Regions from separate parts of the Homo sapiens genome. Here region 1 is linked to region 2. Evidence: chromatin loops called from intact Hi-C (ENCODE). Cell type or tissue: heart left ventricle. All regions are shown on one strand. Region 1 overlaps CHD9 (chromodomain helicase DNA binding protein 9). Region 2 overlaps LOC105371268 (a long non-coding RNA gene).

Region 1 (2,500 bases), 190 kb before region 2:
CCATGAAAAAATTTTTTTGGACCTTATATTTTCTAGAATTATACTACAATCTTATGTTTTACAGTATGGAGGAAGGCTAAAGACCTCTTTACTCACTTATTCTGTGATAAAATGAAAAGTGGAAGAGCTGTTTGAAGCTACCACTTATATAAAATTAGGTTATTGCTATTATAATTGATTATTTAATATCAGTACAGAATAAATTTACAAATAATTACCTATTTTTCATGGTTATTTGTATGATAAGCTAATAACTCTTTATTTTATTTTCATGTAGGGATTATTAATGAATATATATTTCTTCCAGGGATTTCTTCCAGAAAGCATGTATGAACGTATTCTCACTGGTCCCGTTGTGAGAGAGGAAGTAAGCAGGCGGGGGAGACGGCCTAAAAGTGGAATTGCAAAGGCCACAGCAGCAGCAGCTGCTGCATCTGCCACCAGTGTTTCAGGCAATCCTTTGTTAGCCAATGGACTACTTCCAGGTGTGGATCTCACAACTCTTCAGGCCTTACAACAAAACCTACAAAACTTGCAGTCACTGCAAGTAACTGCTGGGTTGATGGGAATGCCTACCGGCCTTCCTTCTGGAGGAGAAGCTAAAAACATGGCTGCTATGTTCCCCATGCTGCTGTCAGGAATGGCTGGATTACCAAATCTGTTGGGCATGGGAGGACTCCTGACAAAGCCTACGGAATCTGGGACAGAAGACAAAAAGGGAAGTGACTCTAAGGAGTCAGAAGGAAAAACAGAAAGGACAGAGAGCCAAAGTTCAGAGAATGGTGGAGAAAACTCTGTGTCAAGTTCTCCTTCCACATCCTCTACTGCTGCATTAAATACAGCTGCAGCTGCCAACCCATTAGCTCTTAACCCACTATTACTATCTAATATACTTTATCCAGGGATGCTTCTCACTCCAGGCCTTAATCTTCATATTCCAACTTTGTCCCAGTCCAATACTTTTGATGTACAAAACAAAAACAGTGACTTAGGCTCGTCTAAGTCTGTAGAAGTAAAAGAAGAAGATTCCAGAATTAAAGATCAGGAAGACAAAGGAGGAACTGAACCAAGTCCTCTCAATGAAAACAGCACAGATGAGGGTTCAGAGAAAGCTGATGCTTCATCTGGATCTGATAGTACATCGTCGTCATCTGAGGATTCAGATTCTAGTAATGAAGACTGATTCCCAGACTCTGCACTTAAAATATGAACTGATTTTGGATTTTTTCTTTAATAATTAATTGTAAATACCCCAGTGTTGAGTGCATCAATAACTTACTGACCGAACATTTCAGTTATTTGTTTAGAAGTGCAAACTGCTTTCAGAGACTTTTTGCATGTAATATTTCTTAAGATTCATAAGTTTCTGAACTCGTATGTACTATCAAATACATAAAGGTGTAAAATTACAACAAAAGGCATTATAATTTTGTTGGGGGTTAATTTTATGAAAATTATGCTCAATAAGAGTTGTATATTTAATATATTTGCAGTGAACACAGAATACTTTATGCATATTACTGATTTAATTTGAATATAGTTTTACAGCCTCCTTGACACCTATAATTTACAGATCAAAACTCAGCAATAATTTGGGCAGCTAATGAATGTCATGAAAGCTGTAGAATCTACATCACCATCCATTGCTTTAATTACATGAAAATGCTCTAGTGTTGTGATGCACTGCTGATGTTTCCAATTCAGGTACAAGTATGTTTTAAAGAAGAAATAAGTTTCCCAATCAGCCAATTTAACTGGCTACCTGTTACCTCAGCTGAGTTAGTTTAGGAAGTTTACATTCGTTTCTAATTCTATACTTGTTTTCAGGGGTTTTTTAAACACATCCTATATATCATGTCAATCTGGCAAGAAATATGACTTGCTTTTTGCTGAGCTTAATTCAGATATCAGTAAAATTAAGTCATAAAATAATCATGTGTCATGTGACTTTGGCACCCTATAGACATACTTAGTTTTAACTTTTCAAAGTTTGGCCTCCTATTAGAAATAATCATGTCTCAGATGAGTAATGTCTGTTTCCAGGGTTCAGAAAAGGCAAACTCATGAAATGCCACTGAAAAGAACTTTCAACACAGCATACTTCATGTAAAAGAAATTGTTTGTTTGCTTTCTTTGTGTAGATTTCTATTTGTGTTTTATGTCATGGAAATATTCCAGAATTAACAGATAATAGTGGTAAAGTAATATGCAGATAGTCTAAATTCATTTTGAGTTTCTAGGTGTAAGCAGACTAAATGTTGCCCAGAATCAGTGTTGGGTTATCAGTTTATATTAAATATACTGAGTTGCCCGTTTTGAAAATGCACTTTGAATAATCTCAAAAAGATGTACAAGTTATACCTGTAAACCACAAAAGTGAAGCCTGAGGCTTCTGTTCAATTTCATAGACTCCTTTACCATGTAAAATTTGTCTGATATTTGATTTGTGATACAATTTCTCCTGCTAAAGCTGCTATTATTCTGACAAGGTAGAGGTCCA
Region 2 (2,500 bases):
GTCCAAACAGACTAAGACAGTTATTTTTCTAAACCAGGATTCAATCAAGATTCAGTCATTGCATTTGGTTATATCCCTTTAATCTCTATTCTAGAACAGCCCTCCCACTTTTTCCTCCCAATAATATTGACAATTTGAACCGGTCAACAGATCAGAGTATTCCGCATTTTGGATTTGGCTGTTTTCTTGTGATGTTTAACTTGATCCTCTATCCTTGTATTTCCTATAAACTGTCAGGTGTGAAGGCTTGATTGGATTCGTCATTTTTGGCAGGAGTGCTTCATGGGTGAGAAGCTTATTGTGGCTCCTCGAGCTGTCTACAGGGTCTCCCTTTGTCCTCCAGGATAGAGTGCAGTGTTGCGGTCATAGCTCACTGCAATGTCAAACTCCTGGGCTCAAGCAATCCTCCTGCCACAGCCTTCTGAGTAGCTGGGACCACAGGTGTGTACCACTACCTCACCCAGCTAATTTTTTTCTTTTTTTTTTTTTTTTTGTAGAGATGGGGGCTTTACCATGTTGCCCAGGTTGGTTTCAAACTCCAGGCCTCAAGCCATCTTCCTGTATTGGCCTCCCAAAGTGCTGGGGTTACAGATGTGAGCCATCGCGCCTGGCTGGAGCCACTGATTTAGTAAGAATTGCATCCTAATGGTTTTGCATGAACCAACGATTAAAAACAGAAATGTAGTCTGCTAAGAAAAGTTATCTGAATATCTGGAACTGTACAATAATGAGCAAATAATGAGGCTTCCAGGAGAGTATTAGGGTCATTCCTACTTCCCACTTATAAGACTGACTTCCTGTCAATAACTTTGTTATTATGAATGTCGAGTCCATAACAGACTTATTCTCGTGGCCCTTGCTGCCTACTTCATGCTAGCCAAGTCGAATCCAGTTTTAAAATACGCCGGATGCAGTGCAGGAGACACTAAGTGGCGAACTGCGGTTGCCGTGCTGCTGAAATTTAGTGAGGGAAGCCCCGGCCCGGGTGGGTGGTTACGCATTCCGCACCCGGTATTGCCGCATCCGACCTCTGGCCAAGTCAGGCCTCAGGTCCCTGATAACTGGTGTGCCCTAAACTCGCTCTGCAGAACGTCCTTTTTTTTTTTTTTCCTCTAATGTGACAAGGTACAAAACATTCCCTAATGTGCCCGAGAAGAGGAAATAAAGACTGCTGGAAAGAATGCTAAAGCCAGGCACACAGCTTTTTCCTCTGGGAATGTGAATAACACAGCAAACGTGACCGCAGAGAGGCAGTGGCTGTACATCCTACTGGGCTCGCATGAGTGTCATTTGTATTTTTCTCAGTCACAGGCGGCGGCTTCTCTTGACACCATTTAGATGGCCCTTTCAGAAGACACTTAGCGGGTCAACTTTCCCTTGTTCTAACTCAGCTCCAGCCTGGGAAGATGCTGGGTGCGGTTGAGGAATCCACGGGTTAGGGAACTCCGCCTGGCGGGTGCTTGAGTGCCCTCTGGTGGGCAATAGGAAGAATGCAAGTAGCAAAGCCGAAATTATCTTCTCAAGTTGCTCATACAGATTTTAAACAAACTCCTTCCCTTAAAAGAAAAAGAAATCCTAAGTCTACATTGGCATTCCTAAAAATCATTCCTAAAAGTTTTATATTTTCCTTAACCAAAGGGTTGAATAGTCTCAAGCAGGGTAGCATCTCCACCAAAGGTTTGAGTACATGGAGATGAGGGGTGGATTCAAGGAAAACATTTTTACTGAGCCTTCCACCTAAGACGCCTTAAAGATCCTGTAAGAAGCCATTCCGCAGGGTTGCCACACCTGAGGAAATTCAGACCTTTAGCCCCCAGAATCTCCCCATCTACAACTACATCTCTCCCTCCACATCAAAAGCAAACCTTGGAATCTTCATTCCCTAAATATAAATGACTGAGTTTAATCCTTCCGCATACGTTAGGACTTAAAGCCCTGCATTAAAGAGATCAATCAATAATGGTGGAGTTTCCAGTACTGGCCCAGGGCATAATGACAAATTCTCTCCTCCATCACAGATGGTCCGAGGAAATGAGGGGATGGTGAAGGGACTGGGGAGAGGCTAGGGGCTGTGAGAAGCGGGGATCACTACACCCCTCCCCGAGGCTCCACGCTTACACTATGTAGGAGCATGGTAACATGGCCTAGGTTGAAGGCCAGCCCCAAATTTGCCCACGCAATTAAGGATGAGGTATGTAAATGGGGACACAGCATCTCTGAGCAAGGTGTGTTTAGGTGGAAATCAGGGGTGGAGGTGTCACTGGGGAGGTGCAACATTCCTAGTGACACAAGTCACTGAGGAACCAGGCCATCACCCAAGGGTCATGTGACCCAGCTTCTCAGGACAAATATTTATTTAGTCACTGACCAAATAGAGCCACTGGGCTGTCAGTATTAGTGGAGTCAGGCAGGAAAACAGATGAAGCCAGGTGGTGAGCCCTCTGGGGCCAAAGAGAGTGTGGGAGAGCTCCCTCAGCCCCCAACCACCACCTGTCCATAT

Evidence for each region. Hi-C counts contacts between places; a loop is a spot of excess contacts. Peaks named below come from ENCODE experiments on the same cell type or tissue, not always from the same donor. Only the 100,000 strongest peaks of a DNase experiment are listed, where the experiment ranks them.
Region 1: it touches region 2 in a loop (3-fold over the local background); 14 of 110 quality-filtered maps call a loop at or near these places.

What each region holds. Positions count from the first base shown.
Region 1 is chr16:53,323,713-53,326,212 of GRCh38, forward strand. It overlaps CHD9 (chromodomain helicase DNA binding protein 9), which reads left to right. Exons shown (of 39, transcript NM_001308319.2): 39 at 308-2,500. The coding sequence ends at 1,183. Among named protein-coding and RNA genes, the nearest start is that of RBL2, 110 kb to the right of the region's middle. In heart left ventricle, no CTCF peak of the experiment used is centred here; no DNase peak of the experiment used is centred here.
Region 2 is chr16:53,509,168-53,511,667 of GRCh38, forward strand. LOC105371268 (a long non-coding RNA gene) reads right to left here. Exons shown (of 2, transcript XR_001752188.2): 2 at 1,117-1,556. Among named protein-coding and RNA genes, the nearest start is that of AKTIP, 7.2 kb to the left of the region's middle. RefSeq lists an enhancer at 1,355-1,494. In heart left ventricle, a CTCF peak has its summit at 1,481 (motif pointing left); DNase peaks (open chromatin) are centred at 974 and 1,434; H3K4me3 peaks cover 545 bases; H3K27ac peaks cover 1,719 bases.